Regions from separate parts of the Homo sapiens genome. Here region 1 is linked to region 2. The links are chromatin loops, found by intact Hi-C in ENCODE. Cell type or tissue: Caco-2. All regions are shown on one strand. Links, peaks and the distances in the headings refer to the core of each region. The heading gives the core; the rest is flanking DNA. Region 1 overlaps NRG3 (neuregulin 3). Region 2 overlaps NRG3 (neuregulin 3).

Region 1 (10,431 bases), core at 1,096-9,095, 110 kb before region 2:
AAGGGGGTAGATGTATCTGGTGTTACCCTTTCTGTGTTGTGAATGAGGAACATTTATGGTTAATTCGTAGGTTCTTCACTTATTTTCATCTCATTTTTCATGTATCTTGAATAATTGCTCTCATAAATGCCCCTCAAACATAATTTCTACACACGTAGTAAAAAAAAAAAAGCACAGTAGTCAAGTCGCTATTTTGAATAAGCACCTTAGAGTTTCTCCTTTCATTTTGTTTATAGCTTATAAATACAGTTTCTACTTACACTGTGTATCACACAGTTAAATCTGAATGATACATTGAGATCATTTTACTAAATGTTCCAGAAAATAAATATTCAAATTCATTTAAATTCAATAAAGGAGTCGACTCATTTCATTTTACTATTACAAATTACTTATAATTTTTGGTGATCAGTGACATTATGTAATTAAACACACACATTTTTCTTTTAATTTTGAGATATTTTTATGATAATATAAATGTGTGAGATCTTTCATAGATGATTATATATGTGATTAACTTTTTTAGATAGCCTTAGAATGAAAAAAATCTCTCCAATTAAACTGTTATTTTTTAGAAATACTTCATTAGCTTTTTCTGCAATGACAAAACTTTTACCTATTTATGATTAATAGAATTACCCATGCTTCATGTTTTAAATCAAACCCGGAATTTAGACAACTAAAGTAATCTCAAAATTATGAATTTATTCCTTATACAGCTACTTATTTATTGTTTTTTCACCTGTCCTGGGATAAGATGATAAAACAATATATGGCTCCTGCCATAATATTATGATTAAACCCACATATAAACACTAAAATTACGTGAATTTTTACTAAAATTGCATGAATTACATGTATTGGGGTCAGTGCTACAGTGTTGTCTGTTCACAGTAGAGGTGCTATTTGGCTTGAGCCTTGAGGAATAATGGCAGATCAATGGGTTTAGTACTGAAGGCAAAGAAATGAGGAATGCTGGCATATGCTGTAGCAGTGACTGAGAGGAGGCGATGGTGGGATATGAAGTTGGACAAGAGGGTCAAGGCCAGTTCAAGACAACACATGCACCATGCAAAGAAGGGAACAGCCATGAGAAGCCATTAAAGAGCCCCATCCCATATTATCCAATATATATTTAGTACTCGCCATTTGCCAATGATTGTGCTAGTGACTGTGTATGCAATTCAGTTGTGTATGTAAAGGAGAAAAAAAATGATGAGTCTCAGGGCATATTAAACAAAGTAGAAGATATGGGATTTGAACCAAAGATCCACTGTTTTCAACACTCATTCTTCTTCTTTATAATCATAAAATATATCATTTATACAAAAAATATATATTATATTTATAAAATGTGAAAAAAACAACATTAGTATTCCCATGTACCCCATTTAAAAAATGTGAACATAATAACACCATTGAGACAAGTCCTGTGCTCCTCTGAGATGTAAATTATCTTCCTTAGCATTCCTAAGTTTGTAACTATGTCCCCATAATATATTATATCTTATCATACAGAAACGTATTTAAATAGTTTTAACACATAATGTATATTTTGGTGATTTTTAAGAAATTCAACCTTATGTTTGTGAGATTTGTCCCTGTTAACGTGGCTGTAGAGAATTTACTTTCAGGGTTCATTTGTGTTTCAACCTCATTTCTTGTTTCTAGATTTTTGCTTTACTATCAATGACACTAGAGAATTTTTATGTAAGAAATATTCATCTTTAATTCTGCAAGAGATAATCCTAAGTAGTTTTCCAGGTTTTTTTCAGTGATTTACACCCCCATTCTCACAATCTGCTTTCCATGACCTTGTCAATAAAACTTCATTATTTTTTTTAAATTTAAGATAATCTACTGGGTTGTAAAGGCATTTCAATAATCCAATTTCTACACAGGTTTTTTTTTTTCTTATAACTTGTTGATTTTTATATTTCTGCTCTTGTGAAAGCCAACTCCTGATTTGAAAGTTGCTTTTTCTTATTGATATATATAGGATAGGTATTTTTTACATATTCTGGATACTAATTCCTTTGGCAATTATGTGTCTTGTAAATTACCTCCCAGTTTATGGCTTGCCCTATGATTTTGACAGGCAGAGGTTCTTAATTGTAGTACAGTTAAAGATATCAGCCCATCCTAATTCTTTGTGTGCTTCATGTCTTGTTTAAAAGTAGCCCTACCCTAAGGTTATGGATATGTATTGGTCTATTTCCTTTGAAAAGTTTTAAAGATCTGGTTTTTATACTTAAGTATAAAATCCATTTGGGATTGACAGTTGTGAATGATTTAGCAGTGGATCTCCAATGCTGTTTTTTTCTATGTGAATGTTTTTGAAGAGTTTTAGGCTGAGATGTTGCACTAGGTTCATTTTTGCTTAAAATGGACTGGATTAGTATGTGACTAAAGACAAACAGATCAGTAAAGAAGTGACTGAAGGCCAGGCACTGTGGCTCACGCCTGTAATCCCAGCACTTTGGGAGGCCGAGGCAGGTGGATCACCTGATGTCAGGAGTTTGAGACCAGCCTGGCCAACGTGGTGAAACCCCGTCTCTACTAAAAATACAAAAATTAGCCAGGCGTGCTGGTGGGTGCCTGTAATCCCAGCAACTCGGGAGGCGGAGGCAGGAGAATCACTTGAACCCGGGAGACGGAAGTTGTGGTGAGCCAAGATCGCACCACTGCACTCCAGCCTAAAAAAAAAAAAAAAAAAAAGAAGAAGCGACTGCAATAGTCCAAGCCAGTGATGCTGAGGGTGTGAACTAGGTCGCTGGTAATAGGAAGAATAGGGAGACATACAAGATATTAATACTTAAAAGCCACTAAAAACAGGATTTGTTATCTAATTTTAATGGGTATGTCATACATTTTTCTCTTTAAATTCTTATGAATTTTCAGAATAAAATATACTACTGCCCTACTATGGAGAGGTGTCCTTGTGTGTCCTTTACTTGCAGTGTTCTTCCTTTAGTCATTTGCAGGGCCCCTTCCTTCACTTCCTTCAAATCTCCACTGAAATTCACTTTTTCACTGGGGGCTCCTTTGAGCCTCCTTTGCAAAATAGCCATATCTGTCTCCCAAGCATATATACATACAAACGCCTGGCAATGAATGCCTGCCTAGCTCTTTACCATGATATGTATTGCTTCATATGACTTATAACCATCTTCACATGATTTGTTTTGTAATGTTTATATTTTCACTAGATAACAAACTCTATGAAGGAAGAAGCTTCACCTGTTTGTTCACTGCCATATCACCAGAGCCTACTTCTGTATCCATTAAATATTCGTTGAATAAACAAAAGGGCAGAAAGAACTTGTATGTCAATGATGTGCGTTCCCTTTTTAGAAAGGGAGGCTTGTGGCGACCTTCTAAAGTTTTTGGAATTTTAACCAGCTTTTGTTTCTCCTGCAATGGTGAAATTCTGGGGAGATATCAGTGACCCATTTGGCTTAGAGCTACCTTCCTATTAGATTCTATTGTAACACTTGTGGAACAGGTGAAAAGTAAAGGTGACAGGCAGTAGGAACCATTGGGAATACACCAATTTGGGCTGCACATGCCGAGGTTAGTCCATTCATCATCTTTATTCCACATTGACAGTAAAAGCAATGATCTCTAAATTAATTAGATCCTTAGAGATAAAGCAAAATAAAACTGTGAACATTAATAGGCCCGTATTTCAACACCTGCCTGGACTGAGGCAAGCTCTTCCTGTTCAATTGCTTTCCTTCCCTGCCATGGAGCTGCATTCACCAGCAGTCCTCCAGGGGGCAGGCTTTGAAATTTTCAGAGTTGGATTGCCCAGTCTGTCTTAATCCATACTTCAGGGAAGAAACCATGATAGTTGACTGAATAAACATGTAAAACACCTTGTAGACTGGATCCTACAATCTTTGGTCACACCAGAGCTTGGCAAGCATGTTGTCTTCAAGCCACACTTTAGAGACAGAAACTTAAAGAGATGTCAGCTGGCTTCAGTGTTGGTATGAAGCCTGATAGCTCAGCTGAGTTAAATGACTCCCAACAACCAAATACATGGCTCTTCTAGACCAGGGTTTCTCAAATGTTAATATGTATATAATTATGTGGAGATCTTGTTGAAATGTAGGTTCCAGTTCGCTATGTCTGTGTGGGAATCTAAGATCCTCTATTTCTCCCAGTCTCCTCTCAGTTGATGCTGATATTCCTAGTCCCTGAATCATCCTTTGAGAAGCAAGGCACCTAGATTTCTGGTCAAAATGCTGAAAATTAACAACCCAAATTTAAAGATATGTGGTTTGTTTTGCTTTTTTGTTTTGTTTTTCTTTGAGGCAAATTACTAGAACCAACCAACCAATGAAGGTTCTTCGGCTCAAGAACAAAAAGTCTACTTTGAAATTTACATTTTGACATGAAGCAAAATAAAATGTTAAGCCTAGTTATTTTTCATTTAATCCTAGGTGAGATAAAAAATAATACTGCTTCTATTAAACTGACATAATTATAGTAAAATGTGGGTGAAATAAAAATAAGATCTTTATTGTATATGGAAAATGTAGAATCAACACTGCTAAAAACCACATCAATAAAACAAAAAATGAATTTAAAAAGCACACTCAGGATGCAAAAGCAACCTCTCAGGAGATAAAAATTAGCATAAGAGTTATGAATGAAACAAAACTCAGGACCATAGAAATATTGAGAAACCTGGCTTATCACACTCAAATAAAATTACTCAGTAGAAACTAACATGTAGACATTTTCTGATAAGTTTTGAAACTGCAAAGCAAAAGTTAGATGTTTTATTCTACATAGTACAAAAAATATGTTTATTTCAAAGAAGATAACCAGACAAAATTTGAATTTCTCCTCTGCAATAGTCAAAACCAGAAAGCAAAAAGAAACATCTATAAAAGTGTTAGAAAAATCAAATGTGAACCAAGATTTTACATCTTGACATGTTGTCCTTAAATGTAATAGCAACAGAAAGACATTTTCAGTCATGCAATAACTCAAGAAATTTATCAGCAGGTATCAATCTTTGAAACCTGTGCTCATATCACTCATGGCAGACCACAGCATGTCCTAGATCTGAAATGTATGAGTGTTTTGATGAGTTAATCAAGTTAAAGTAAAAAAAACACAAAGTACATTATTCATCATTATTCATACCCTCTGTTTCTCTTTTTTTTTTTTTTTTTTTTGAGACAGGGTCTTGCTCTGTTGCCCAGGCTGGAGTATAGTGGCAAAATCTTAGCTCACTGCAACCTCTTCCTCCCAGGCTCAAGTGATTCTCCTGCCTCAGCCTCCTGAGTAGCTGGGATTACAGGCATCCACCACCACACCTGGCTAATTTTTGTATTTTTAATAGAAATGAGGTTTCACCATGTTGGCCAAGCTGGTCTCAAACTCCTGACCTCAAGTGATCCACCCGCCTCAGCCTCCCAAAGTGGTGGGATTACAGATGTGAGCCACCGTGCCCAGCCTGTACCTTTTTAAATAAGTCTTAGTATATTGCATTATAACATTGTAGTTGCTTCCATATGAGACTTCCTCGAGAGCATGGTAATCTTGAGAACAAAGATCTTTATTTACACTTTTACACCTTTATTTGTATTATCAACAATATGCTCAGAAAATGCTTATTAATTAAACGGGCTGTCTTTTGTAACACAGTCTCATTTATATTCATTCTCTTAACTCCTAGATCTGATCACGTTTCAGAATTTTGTGGTGGAGACCATAAAAATCATTGACAAATCAAATTTAGAGATTGTATATTGAAGCGATCTTTCCAAACCCAATTTTAATTTTTAAAGTAACTGAGGGCCCAAAGCTGTGTCTGAAGCATGACTTGGAACGTGTGTACACACAGGTCTTGAGAGGACTATGGGAAACAGCAGCTGGCCTGGCGCGTGACTCCTCAGTCCCAGATTCATAGAGCATCAGGGCTGCTACTTAGAAGTTACTCGTACTCTGTGCAGGTGGCACGGTTCACTCCCAGGAATGCTCTTCTTTTCATTGCTAATCATTGTTCACCATTATCTTTGCAGGCTTTATCAGGATCTCCTTTGATGTAATTTGTAGTATAATTGAATTGCAGCAGATGAAAGCATTTCCTCCCAAGCTCTATGACTCATAACCAAGTGGTTTTCAATTATGTCAGCATGTAGCTTTCCAAACAGGTCTTTTCATTGACCACTATTTGTATACACTATTGAGTTAACTTTGGCAAACATACCAATTCATAGACTACTGTGGATTCTAATTAAACTGAGATGGAGAAAGATAAAATGATCATTAATTTACATTAAAGAGTAGAACAGGGTGTTTAGAGATTTGCCTAGGATTAATTTTATAAATAATATTAATCACTATCATTACTAGTAAATGCTAATGCACATTCTAAAACCCAGAGGCCGCATGGGGCTTCTCCCCGAAGACTACCACTGATGAGGAAGCCTGTGGAGCCAGGTTTATGATATGGGAAATTTCTTGATCCTAGTGTTAAATAATTTAGTATTCTCTCATCCTCCCATGATGCCTCTATAGTAGAAAGGCCGACAGCTACTTCTGACCCATGAGAAAACATTTCATCCTGTAAAGCCTAAGAGAGAATTATTTTTTGAGTTTTAGGACCAAGAAGTCAGAATTTTACTCTTTTATTTTCATTTTATAATAACCAACAATTTCACATGTATTTTCTGTATAATTTAAAAAGCACTTTTATAAATATCATCTTACTTCATTCTCAGCACTAAGCCTGTATGAGTCATAGTGAACACTTGCACACTATCATGTTTGGTAGTCTGCTAAGCACTTTATGTGAGAGGCCTCCTTTAATCCTCACAACTCTGTGTTGTGCCACCTGAGACTGTATCCATTTTACAGAGAAGGAAAGTGCAGTACAGAAAGTTTGCATAGACTTCTAGAGATCACAGAGCTACTCAGTACTGGAGCAAAAGTCCAAACCCACCATGCTGATCTGCTTCTAGAAAAATGTTCTCATGATTGTTGCTCTGAGAGTGTGCATTGCGGTCATCGCCGTCCTCCTGGTTTAAAGAAGTATCTTCCAAAACCCATGTTAGTAAGAGGTTGGCTTTGGTCATACCATCCTAGGAAATAATTTTTTAAAATTTGCTATGGCATCCTGATGAAAGTTTGTTGTGCCTTCTCCAGAGTTTCCATAAAATGTCCAGGTACTTTTTGCTTTCATTTTCTGTTCCAGTTAAACTCAGGACCTCCCTTGCATCTCACCTGGAACAACTGCTCTTTACTCTTTGGCCCAAATGTGAGACCTGGCCCCATTTCATTGATTTCCCCACCATTTGTCAAAGAAATAGCAAAGCTTTGGGGAAATGTATGAGGTGTTCACTTAAAAGCTTACAACAAACATCATGAGAGGTTTGACACTTTTGTTTCTTTAAATTTTTTGTGTCTACTACCTAAATTTCCTCAAAAATTTTCTCTTCCTGATCTTTCTCTTGAGCTCTCTGCTTTCCCCCATGTGGCTAGAACCCTTCTTTTTCCTCTCCTGATGTCATGAACTTATAAATTCCCTTTGGTCTGGAAATCTCAATATTCTCATTGTAACATGTGTATATGTCATGGGATCCTCCAGGTGTCACTTCACCTGGAGGTTCACAGAGGTTTCAGCTGGAAACCTCTGTGTCCGGTTGTGCCTTCTGCCTAAGTATTGCTCACACCTGCTGGGCTTATTCCGCCCACTTCACCTGGCAGGCTGCACTCGGCTCATGCTACTGGCCTGGATCCCACACCTGCTAAGGGTGAGCCAGGGGTGCAGCAGTGAGGGGTGTGTGGGCAAGCAAGCACGGAGACCAGCCACTGTGCACTGGCTAGGCATGCTGGCTGCTATGGCAGGGCAGGCAGCTCCAGGCGCTAGCACACGTTTTGGCTCTGTGTGAAGCTGTGGCTGGACCACATGTGGTACATGTGGCATGGCTGAATGGTATAATTGGGCATCTGCATCTGGACGAGAGGAACATGGTGTTGCCCAGAAGCTTGGAGACACCAGGAACCACAGAGCCCCAAAAAGGGTGTCACAGCCCTGGCTTAGGGATCCCCTATGTCTGGGCTCCCTGAACGGCCACAGCTCTTCTCTCCTTCTTGTCACCCACAATGTGGCAAGTGGGAGGTGAGGTGTTTCAGCCATGTTTTTTGTTACAGCTCTTCTAGTCCTGCCATTTGGCGTATCCCGAGTTCTTGTCCCACATCCAGGACGAATGAGGTATGCAGACAACTGGAGGGTGATCAAGGCAAAGAGGAGCTTCATTGAGCAACAGAACAGCTCTCAGGAGACCCGAAGTGGGTAGCTCCTTTCCGCAGGCAGGTCATCCCGATGAGTGTCCAGCTCTCAGCAGAGAGGAGACCCAAAGTGGGTAGCTACTTTTCACAGACAGGTTGTCCTGATGTCTTTCTGTGAGTCCAGCTGAGTCCAGGGTTTTCCTGGGCTTCAGAAGGGAGGAAATGCATGCTGATTGGTCCATGGGCAGCCATGGGTGGGCCCAGAAAAAGCACCATAAGTTCTCACTCCTGGCCGTGGACTCCACCTGGAATTCCACCTGAAGGTGGGTCTTTACCCCTTCCCACAGAGGAGCCTGTCTGCCTCCTACTTCCTTAATCATGTTGTCCATAGTGCCCAGTCTGTTCAAGTGGAGGGGGCCTGCAGGCCCACACTGAGCCACCCTCAGCAGCCCCAACTCAGAAGGAGGTGGGGCTCCCAGCTGTTCCAGGCTCCCACAGGCTCAGCAGAGCACGCAGCCCCAGCCATGCTTCTCCTGCTGCAACTGGCATCCCCGCACCCAGCTCTGGACATTAGATACACGTAATATCTTTGTTGCAGTCCTCATTTTCCCAGACCATGCCTGAGAGTGTTCCACTTTGTATGGAGGAATATGTGGGTATTTTCATAAATGAGGACCCCTCTACTAGAAAGTAACAAAGTATTTTCCTGAACAAAATTGTACTTATCTATGAAGTAGAAGAAATTGTATCAGTTTTGGTTTTAAATTCTAAATGATCTTGCCTTTTCCACGCTGCTGAAAAGATTTCCCCAGTTTCCAGTCTTGCATTGTGCATTTGTCTCTTCCCCTTTAATTCAGCAATTCTACTGATGGCTTTCCAAGTAACAGCCCCTTCTGTATCATTGTGGCCTTTGGAACATTTTGGTTCCTGGACTGCCTTTCTTCCAGGACCTCAATGAATCTCTCAAGCTACAGATTTCAATAGCAAAATTACCATTTAATAGCTGAGAAAACTGAAGCCCACCAATATTAAATAAGTTACCGAAAGCCAAATGGTGCCTGAGCTAGGACTACAAACCTGATATGGTAGATTTTTTCTATATTTTAAGCCTGAACAATGCAAATTGCGATTTCATATAAATCTCACAGTTCTCAGAGTTCTGTGGCCTGTTTCCAGGCACTTGTGCTTGTTGGTTCTTTTTCTTTTTTTGCATAAACTTGCTTTGTTTGCTTCTCTTACCTCTACTCCTGGTTATTTTGTCCAAATTGGTCCAAGTTTGATTCAGGTAAGCCTGGACTCTTATCTCCATGAAGAATGAAGGTGTATGCCCCAAAACACCGAATAAAGATGGACTAAATGGATGAAAAGAGCTACTCTTGGTAAGGAAGTTTGCCAGGATATTACACTAGAAGTTCAATTCAGCAGCCATTAAAAGGTCTGTTTCCCTGGGGAGTTCTCTACTGAAAAGACATTAGAGCCTTTCTCCCTTGCTTCTTTTTGTATAGCAGCTTTTACATGGTAGCTGCTGAATGCACAGAATAATGTGGCTGATCCATTGAAGACCCAGCTTGCTCAGGTTAGAAAGACAGAGCTGTGTTACTAGGCAAAGTGTAAGAACAATTTATGATAAATAAGTGTGATGAAGGGAAGGTTCTTGGCTTCACTCAAGCCTGCGGTGGAAGAAAGCAGCTTTACTTAAGCAGCAGTGTTTATGCTTGGTGATTGCCCCTTGCAGAGCAGGGCTAGCCCATAGGCAGTGCGTGGAGAGTAGCCACGCATGGGCTGTTGGCTAGCTGCATTTATACCCACTATTAATTGTATGCAGATTAGGTGGTGGGTTATTTAGAAATCAATAGAAAATGGGGTGGTAACTTCTGGGTGTTGCCATGTGAAGGGGTGGTAACGCAGCGTTGCCATGGCATTTGTAACCGTCATGGCACTGGTGGGAGTGTCTTATGCTGATGGGCAGTGAGGACAACTAGAGGTTGTTTTCTGTGCCACTTGCTGGTTCTGGCCAGTGTCCTCTTTGGTTTGGGAAACAAGCCCTGCAAGTCTCCTACTTCAGGAGGCTGTGGAAGAGGGCAACTAACTTCTCAGGAGGGATCAGACCATTGCAGGACAGGAGGCCTGTGGAAGGAAAAGAAGACAGGAGGAGATGGTTTTCTTATTTTAGAAAAA
Region 2 (10,431 bases), core at 1,438-9,437:
ACTCAACTTTGCAAATGGAATGTGTTGTCTGGAGGATGCCATCATAGAAACATGTGGTTCCACTTAGTATTTAGTGTTTTGAACAGATATTGAGGAGCAGGAGACCCTGAAAGGTCTCCATAGTGAGAGTGTGCCAACCAGAGGGCATGTTACTTCTTTTTTACATTCAGTTGTCTCACTAGCACCTCAAACTCAACATAGCCAAGTTGAAATTATCATCCTCCTTCCATATTGTCCCATCCCCCTATTCCTGATGAATGACATCACCATCCATCCATTGACCAAATTGCAATCGTATGAGTCATCTTTGACACCTCCTCCTCTCTCTCATCTGACTTGCAATCCCCAAATCCAGTTGATTCCAATGTTCCTAAACATCTCTCAGAGTATTCAATGCCATTTGACTCGGCAGGGAAATGTGATAAACAATAAAGCTACTGTAACAGCTTACTAATATTGACCAAAGGTCATCCCCTTCCAATCCATTCTCCACAGAACAAAGCCATTCTAAAATACAAAGATGATCATGCCACTTCCTGCAATCTCCCAGCCATGCCCATTGTATGACTCCTATGCTGAATGACTTTAAGTTTCTTTAATATTACATGCTCTCTTTCCCACTGTGGGTTCTACAGATGCTGTTTGCTGTGTCTGAAACATCCTACTGTTCCTCTCTCCACTTACCAACTAAGCTTTCATCTTTCATCCTCCACCTAATCTCTACTCTCCTTTCAGGATCATCAGAGGTATTACCTCTTACAAATATCTTTCCCTGCCTTCCAAATCCTGTCTCCAAAGCCTGGATTATGTACTTATTATAGGTTCCCACATTGCACTCAGTACATTGTCTCCACCCTCTACTAGCTTGGAAAAATCTGCGAGAGCAAGAAGTATGTCTGTTCATGTTAGAGTTACCTCTAATGCCTGACTTGATACCTGACAACATAGTGTTGCTCAATCAATAATTGTAAATACCTGAATTATTAATGCATGAATAAATAAATGATTTGGTAAATATACAAATGTATGTATTAAAAACAGGAGAGAAAGAAATGGAAATATTTGTATAACCAGAACATCAGGCAATTAGCATTAGGAAAGCTTTTTTTTTCTTGTTTAAGTAGGTTAAAACAGGCCTTAAAAGACAAAAAATCGTGGAACATTAAGATCTCTCTCCTTTCCCCCCTCCTCCTTCTACCTGTGTGTGTGTGTGCACGCATATGTGCACTTGTTAAAGGTAGAGAGAGGGCCGGGCACAGAGGTCAGGTGGGCGGGTTGCTTGAGGTTAGGAGTTCAAGACCAGCCTGGCCAACATGGTGAAACCCCATCTCTACTAAAAAATACAAAAATTAGCTGGGCATGGTGGCAGGCACCTGTCATCCCAGCTACTCAGGAGGCTGAGACACGAGAATTGCTTGAAGCCAGGAGGCAGTGAGCCGAGATCATGCCAGTGTACTCCAGCCTGGGCAACATAGCGAGACTGTCTCAAAAAAAAAAAAAAAAAAAAAAAGGTAGAAAGAGATGGTGAGAGAAAATTGTTGGCAAGATTCCAGTTTCTTTCCACTAGAAGGCAGAAAGCACTAAACAAATGTCAAGGCAGGGACCTAGGTTTCCAGAACCCAAAAGGAGCATTGGGAGTTTGTCACTGAGACCTCAGAGGCAGAGCCCAAGACCAGAACCGAACTATTACTATGCGGACTTGATGTTCAATGAATCAATCGCCTAAGTATCCCTAAATGCTCCACTACCCTGTGCCTCTCTACAAACCCCATTATAATTCATTCCCAAGCCATGATCAGAATTGGCTCATCAGTTTGTGCGGTGGTAATGAGGAAGGGGTAGGAAGTTGGGATTCAGTGGGTCTACCATAAGGCAGAAGAGGAAGCAAATCAGACACATTCCAATGATATTATCTGTTTGGTTTTGCCCATATCTGATTTTCGAAGTCTTCTATGTACTGAAATCAAATATCTCACATTAAAAAAAAAAAAAAGCTTTTAAAGATTGTAGGTTGACACAGCATAGAATATCCCTTCCTTCTTCTAGACCAGTAGCATTCAAAGCTACCTGGTAGTGTAATTAAGATTTTACATATTTCAAGCTTCTTCACTGTAACTCACAGCAGCTTGGAAGGTAGGAGTAAGCTTCATGACAATGATCCTCTGCATTTTGATGGGTACAAGCTGTTCTTTGATATCATGGACACCCCAGCTTTTCAAAAGAAGATTCTTGGCTGTTTAGCAGTTCAGCCAATCCATGTAATTGCTTTTTCCATGTTACATAAGAGTAAAAGTCTCCTATAATTATAGGGATAAAAGAGACTTGATACTTTCCAGATCACCAGAGCAGGAAGAAAGAAGAAAAGCATGACTTTTTGGAGTGATTACTCATCACATGCCAGACACAATGCTGAAAACTTTGTATCCATCATATTTTTATGCCACGAAAACCCTGTACAGAAGACATAAGCACCCCCATTTTACAGATGAGGGCCCTGAGACTAGGGGAAGACAAAGAATTCCTCAAAGTTAGTTTACTTAGTACAAATTAGAATTGGTCTTTAAACTGACTCCAAGGAGGATGGCCTTTTTTACTCTACCACATCCCCTCTCCAACACTATTGGTTTGATTTTCTGTTACAGAAGTACAGGAAGACAGTGTTTCTTTTCTAGCTATGCAACAATGACATGTGGTGGTTGAAAGCATGGCCTCTGGAGCCAGACTGCCTGTGACCATTTACTTTTTCTTGAACTTGAACTTATACTTTAGTTTCTCTGTGCCCTAATCTTCTCAAGTGCAACTGGGGTTAATAATGGTCCCAGCACTGTTGAAAGGACTAAATGACTTTGCACCTATAAAGAGCTTTGTATTTTAAGTGCTCCATAAATATTCATGTTGTAGTTGTCATTGCTATTGTTGTTGTCTGTGAGGCCTTTTCACAGAGGCATGGCCTCGCAGAATAGGGACAAGCATGCTTTAATGCTACTCCTGTCTTCTTAATTCCCAGTAGCAGAAAAACTGGAAGACTCCTTTGCCAAGGGTTATTATTTTTTAATCAATCTACGTAGGGTTTATACATAGATGATGACAGAGAGAGGTAGGTACAGTTATTTATAGCCTGTGAGTCATTATGAAAAGTCACTCTTTCTTTGCTTGGTCAGAGCAGTGAGAATACATATATCTGCAACTCCATGTGTGTAGAACTAGCAGCTTAAACTGGAAAGATGACCTATTGCCTTAGTCTTTCCCAGAGAGAGGCTTGCCCTACACCCCCTTTTGCAGCCTGCCCAGGCTAATGCAACTAGCGATGGCAAGGCAAGCAGGGCAGGCTGCCATGCATTTTAGGGGATTTGAGCAGTCAGGCAGATCATTCAGGGAGAGATTGTTTTAAAGGTTTAGCTAAAAGCCATTTATCCACCTCATTTCAAGCACAGTATTGGCTCCAAAGTACAGTTGGTCCTCCATATCCATGGGTTCTGCATCCATGGATTCAACCAACTATGGATAGAAAATATTTGGAAAAGAAAACTCCACCAAGTTCCAAAAAACGAAACTTGAATTTGCCATATGCCAAATATATCAAATCCACGCTAATGAAGTGATGTGTAGGCATTGTATTAGGTATTATAAGTAATTCAGGAATGATTGAAAGTATATAGGAGGATATGTGTAGGCTATAGGCAAATAACACACCTTGTTGTATAAGAGACTTTAGTAGCCTTCAAGTTTGGTATCTACAGGGGATCCTGGAATCAATCCCCAAGCATATCCAGGGACAACTGTGCTATATTGTGATGAAGTTCCACCACTTAGCTTTATAGCTGAGGACTACAAGCTCCAATTATCTTAGGGAATATTCTGGTGACCAAATAAATAAAAACTTTCTAAAAAGTGATAGTCACTTGAGCATCCAAGAAGTATCTATCACATCCTTAAGTCATTCCATTTTCCTTTATATCTCTCTGGGTGAGCCATCTTGTCCTGAATACAATTTGTAATGCCGGGTAATTACTTCCTGACAGAAATTTCTTCCCATTTCATTCTCTGTGTGTTAAGCTCATTTGATTACAACAAACAAAACAAAATTCAGGGACATTGATTAATGCAATAAGAGCAAAATAAGTAATTAAAATTAACAAGTTTCTAACTTTGAGGCCTGGCCTCTCTCACAGAGTCTGTGGCAATATTAAAGTGTGATTCTAGCAGAATAAAAACAGTTCTTGTCTCCTGAAATGTGAATAATCCTCAGTAGATCTGCCTTTGGATTGGACATCCATTGAACATGTCTCAACTGCACTGTGTCTCTTTGTCTTTATTTTCTTTATCTTTGGGTCATTCCCCCAATTCTAACTGACCTTTGTTATCCTTCTGGTCTCCAGTTTAGTTTTCTGGGAAGGGCTCTCCCTGGCTCAGTTCCTCAGCACCATCACTACTTGAGCAGAGCTTTTCCACCTGAAGTGCTCAAAGGACTGCCCATCTGTCCTTGCTCAGGGACCCCCAACACGGACTGCAAGGCTTTAGAAGTTGAATCCCCAGCACAGAGCTCTAATCATAGGTGCCGCAGAGGCCTTGTCTCCTTGCTGGTGCTGAAGGGTGGTGGCTTCCATAGCCTGACAGTCTCTTTATTTACCCAGCACAATAAAGGAACTAACATTATTCTTGTGGCAATTCAAAAAAATACTTAAAAATTAGTTTGAGACATTATTTAAATTTTTATTATACATCCCCTGACAAAATAATTTTTATTTATGGAATGTATTTTTTTATTTTACTTTAAGTTCTGGGATACATGTGTAGAACATGCAGGTTTGTTACATAGGTATACACGGGCTATGGTGGTTTGCTGCACCTATCAACCTGTCATCATTATTTCTCCTAATGCTATCCCTCCCCTGGCCCCCACCCCCTGACAGGCCCTGGTGTGTGATGTTCCCCTTCCTGTGTCCATGTGTTCTCATTGTTCAACTCCCACTTATGAGTGAGAGCATGTGCTGTTTGGTTTTCTGTTCCTGTATTAGTTTGCTGAGAATGATGGTTTCCAGCTTCATCCATGTCCCTGCAAAGGACATGAACTCATCCTTTCATATGGCTGCATAGTATTCCACAGTGTATATGTGCCACATTTTCTTTATGCAGTCTATCATTGATGAGCATTTGGGTTTGTTCCAAGTCTTTGCTATTGTGAACAGTGCTGCAATAAACATACGTGTGCGTGTGTCTTTATAGTAGAGTGATTTATAATCCTTTGGCTATATACCCAGTACTGGGATGGTTGGGTCAAATGGTATTTCTGTTTCTAGATCCTTGAGGAATCACCACACTGTCATCCACAATGGTTGAACTAATTTATACTCCCACCAACAGTGTAAAAGCATTCCTGTGTCTCCATATCCTCTCCAGCATCTGTTGTTTCCTAACTTTTTAATGATTGCCATTCTAACTGGTATGAGATTGTATCTCATTGCAGTTTTGATTTGCATTTCTCTAATGACCAGTGATGATGAGCTTTTTTTCATATGTTTGCTGGCTATATAAATGTCTTCTGTTGAGGAGTGTCTGTTCATATCCTTTGCCTACTTTTTGATGGGTTTTTTTTTCTTGTAAATTTGTTTAAGTTATTTGTAGATTCTGCATATTAGTGCTTTGTCAGATGGATAGATTGCAAAAATTTTTTCCCATTCTATAGGTTGCCTGTTCACTCTGATGATAGTTTATTTTGCTGTGCAGAAGCTCTTTAGTTTAGTTAGATCCCATTTGTCAATTTTGGCTTTTGCTGCCATTGCTTTTGGTGTTTTAGTCATGAAGTCTTTGCCCATGCCTATGTCCTGGATGGTATTGCCTAGGTTTTCTTCTAGGGTTTTTATAGTTTTAGGTCTTAAGTTTAAGTCTTTAATCCATCTTGAGTTAATTTTTGTATAAGGTGTAATGAAGGGGTCCAGTTTCAGTTTTTCTGCATATGGCTAGCCAGTTCTCCCAACACCATTTATTTTTATCTATTTCAGGGATCAGCAGGTTTTTTTTTTTTTAAAAGTAAATCTCAAACTTGTTCAAAGAGTAAATATCTAGGCTTTGTTGACTTTTACTCAAGTCTGCTATTGTAGTACAAAAGCAACCATAGACAATACAAACAAATAGATGTGGCTGTACTCCAATAAAACTTTATTTACAAAAGCAGCTGTGTTTGGCCCCTGGGCTGTAATCTGTGGAGCCTGATCTTTCCCAGTGCATGTGTACCCATGCTGTGCTCACACCCCCTCACACTCCATACCCATTTTGTACATCTGTGTTCCTTTGTTGCCTATATTGCATAGCTCACTAATCTGAGAAGGCTGGATTTCACCGAATTGCATGGGAGTCCCACTGTTGTCAAGACACTCATGGTCTGTTAAGTGGAGGAAAAACATGAACTATCTATAGGAGAACCAATGTCTCAGAATCATCAACAAATGCATGCATTTGGGAGAAATTTCTAGTATTCTAAAATGGATCGTTTTATCCTAGAAATGGTGAGAATGGCACTCTCATCACACAAAGCACACATATCTGCTTAGGTACAGACATTTGCTGAATCCGAATTATAATGTCCTCTTCTGCCAACCCTGTAAGATGCTCACATGCTAATGGTAGGGGTGGAGGAATGGTATGAAACATGAAATATCTTCTGCTTTGACAACTGTCTTAACTCTGTTGTTCTCTCCTAAAATGAAGTTGTGCTTTGAGCCACTCTATCTAAAACTAGGCTGTCATTTCTATGTCCTAAGGGATGCAAGTACCGTTTTACCTTTCAGAAAGCAAATTTTAAAACAATCCCCAGGTATAAGATTTATCTTTCCGAGCAGAGGATCTGCAAACAGTGCCTGCGGACGTGTTTACTGGTTAAATTTTATTCCAACTATGAGCTACTAAGTCTTCCAGCAATTGTTCTTTCTTAACAAGTTTGTCTTCCTTGGTGACTGATGGTTTCTACTTGTTCACTTGATCAGTGTAGCATTTGATTCCAACAGAAATGTGCAGTGGCTCACCCCTGTAATCCCAGCACTTTGGGAGGCCGAGGCAAGAGGATCACTTGAGGTCAGGAGTTCAATACCAGCCAATGTGGTGAAACCCCATGTCTACTAAAAATACAAAAATTAGCCAGGCATGGTGGTTGGCACCTGTAATCACAGCTATGGTGGCTGAGGCAGGAGAATTGCTTGAAGGTGGGAGGCAGAGGTTGCAGTGAGCCGAGATTGTGCCACTGCACTCCAGCCTGGGAGACAGACCGAGACTCCATCTCAAAAAAAAAAAAAAAGGAAAAAGAAAAAAAATGAATCTTTATAATATACAACACAAAGAGGGATTTTGATGGGCTTTTAGTTCTCGCAGACCCCCCTGCTGGGTTGCCTAAACTTGTAGTGGCAATAGAGCATCCAGAATATCTGCCCATTTCTTCCTTAGGTACATGAGCTTCCCTGTGGCTTTAGATCGTTCATAATTGTTGGGTTCATCCAGGAGTGTCACTTTGTGAACTTTTTCTCAAGGTAATAACATGTGTGAGTAGCACGAGGCATTAAAAGAAAGAAGAGAGATGGGAGTGTCCTTTAGATGTCCTCAGTACTGTTGTTAGAACCTGCACACCAGTTTTTTATTCACAGTTTCCCCTTGTGTGGCAATTTATTTGCAGTGTAGCTGGTAATATTTGTGACATAGAATATGTTATGCTATGACGTACCTACTATGGTTAGCATAGTGGTGGAATTTAAGAAGGGATATTTAATTAATAGAATTTATAAACAGGACTATCTGTCTTCAGAGACACTTCAGGGATAACGATAAACTTCAGAGATACTGAGAATTGCAAGGGGATCTCAGTCTAATGACTTTTGAGTGCCTTTTCGGATGTGAACAAACCCAGCAATAGGGTGGATAATATGCCTTAACTGGGTCCCCAAGATACTTGATTGTGTATATTGTCTGGATGTTCAGGAACACATGGTCTTAATTTCTTAGATGTCTCTATTGTGTGTGCCAGTTTAGAGTTCAGTCTGGGTGCATTTATGTTATATAGTTTTTTCCATATTTTCTTTTAGGGTATAGGAACAAAACAGTCAGCAAAACTGCCAAGGTGCTTGCAGATCAAAGTGAAGATAAAAAATGAGTGGAGTGATTGCAACACAAGGTGACACTTGATCCAATGGAGGTTACTTTCACTGGCTTTCCTAGAAGCTCATACTGGGAACCCCATCTATGGGACTCGTGGTGGGTGGTGGGGGATGACAGAAAACTTCCTCTTCATGAAAATCTTAGGTCTAAATGACATGCTTATAGTTTGGTGGATGGATTGAGAGAAGCAGGGAGGCCTTTCCAGGCAGAAGGAACAAAATGTACTGTCATTTGGAAGTGACAGCAGGATGCACTGACAGGAGCCTGGAGCAGAGTATAGGAGGCGATGGCAAAAAGAAAGACTCACAGGTTAAGACAGGCCCAGGGCATGAAGGACAAGCAGCCACTGCACACATCCCCTCCACTAACTGCTTTGTTCTGCTCCCTCTTGCAGTACCAATACTATCCAATTTTTGTCTATACTAGAAATTTGGGAGCCATGCCCGATCCAATTTCCTTCATATCACCCATTTACTCCATCAGCAGGAATAGAAAGCTTACCAACTTTATTTACATATTCATCCATCCTTTATTGATAAAATAAATTTATTTTTGAGATACTTTCCATCTGACTTCAAGGTTAAATAAATGTTAATGAAGGAGGTAATGAAGCAAGACATGCTTGAACTTTGGAGCCAGACACAATTTGGGTTGGAATCTTGCCTCTACCTTTCACCTTCTGAGTATATAACCTTGGGAAGCTGTCTTGGGATCTTCAGACCTCAGAAAAGAGCACAAAGAAGTTAATTATATGTTCCTCAGAGTACCTGCCACAGAATTATTAAATATTCAATAGTGGAAATTCCTATATCCTCACTTCTCCTTCTAGTTTTCATTTCTCTCCTGAAACTTCGTTCATTGCATTTTGAAACCTTCATTGACTCTTCTATTGGATTTTGAGGTCCTTGAGGGCCAAGGTTATTGTTAGGGCTTTTTTGTTTTGCTTTGTTGTTGTTTTTTAATAAAACACTTTCTGTGTTTATGTTTCTAGTTTTGCTCAGTTTTGGTTTGCACGGGAGTCTCCTGCAGTCTGCCGTCTGAGTGCAAGAGGGAGGATGAATGATATCCCTTTCAGCTTCCTCAGGTGTGGGGAAAAGATTAGGAAAAGAGCAAACATTTATGGCAATCTGGAGTTACAGCATGTGTTTGAGTCCCAGGTATTTTCCTCATACATCGTTTAGCCTCTTTGAGCTTTTGTTTCTTCATTTGTGAAATGAAGATAAAATTCTTCTACCTTATCTGGCCTATAGGATCATCCCTGGATATTTGCCTTGAACAGTTTACAGTCTTAGCTCCCACCTGCCCATGGGAAGGACCACAGGGATCTTGTGCAGCATCCCCAAATCTTCTGCAGCAGCACTCCAAGTTCCATCTCCTTCTCTCCATTCCTTCACCTGCTTTCCGACAGGTTTCATTCTGTGGCCAGTACTTTGTTTTCCTCTCTATGGCGGCTGTTTGAAATTTAGGATTCCGTAGGACAGCCTTCTTACTTTGCAATTCTGACCTCACCGCTACACACCATAGTTCACATTACCCTCACCTTCATTAATGTCTCTAACAGCAACAATACAAATTGAGTAAATTCAATTTAGGGTGATTGAGATGTCACCTGTTTTTATTCTTTCCATAAATTCAAGCAAGATATGTTAACAATTGTTCGGATGTCATAATGTTATGCTAGAAGTTATTGGGCTCTTTAATTGAATGTTCTCTTAATTTGGGCATTGGTAAGGTACCAATTTGAGTATGCAGACTTGATAGCTGGGTTTGCCACCACCCTGAGCTAGTAGTGTATGTGGATGGCATAAAGAACATGTTGGATCTTTCCACCTCTGACTGGGGCTCTCTGTGGCCAGCATCCAACTCAGCAGGATCAGATGATTCCGGAAACACTGACTGCTTCTCTCCTGCAAGCTCACAGTGGAGCGTCTGGCACTCCCTGAGATCCCTGCCCTGCATGGCTTTTTACACAAACTGAACAAATCACATTCTCTAAATGAGAGAAGTGCAGCTCTGTTACATTTCAATCTTCTAAAGAGGAGGAAGGTCACTCGTCAGAGACCTTGTGGTCATCAGCAAATAGGGTGATCCAGGATGAAGACACACAGGCAGTAAATGACGGTTTCTTCCTCCTCTCCCTTCTCCTCCTTTCCCCTTGATATCCAGTCTTATCTTCTCCCTTCCTTTCTAACTCTCCTTTTCCAATCTGTTCTTCACTCGCCTTTCTTCTCTTCTCTTCTTTCCCTTCTTCTCTCCCTCTTTATTCTTCTTCCAGAAATCTTTAAATGA

What was found. A loop is a pair of places that touch in the nucleus more often than their neighbours do. Peaks named below come from ENCODE experiments on the same cell type or tissue, not always from the same donor. Only the 100,000 strongest peaks of a DNase experiment are listed, where the experiment ranks them.
Region 1: it touches region 2 in a loop (8-fold over the local background); 2 of 110 quality-filtered maps call a loop at or near these places.

Annotation. Positions count from the first base shown.
Region 1 is chr10:82,808,040-82,818,470 of GRCh38, forward strand. The region is part of intron 3 of NRG3 (neuregulin 3); the gene reads left to right. Among named protein-coding and RNA genes, the nearest start is that of NRG3-AS1, 580 kb to the left of the region's middle. RefSeq lists a silencer at 2,373-2,561. In Caco-2, for the core only: CTCF peaks have their summits at 3,797 (motif pointing right) and 4,000; a DNase peak (open chromatin) is centred at 5,932.
Region 2 is chr10:82,922,600-82,933,030 of GRCh38, forward strand. The region is part of intron 4 of NRG3 (neuregulin 3); the gene reads left to right. Among named protein-coding and RNA genes, the nearest start is that of NRG3-AS1, 690 kb to the left of the region's middle. In Caco-2, for the core only: no CTCF peak of the experiment used is centred there; a DNase peak (open chromatin) is centred at 6,222.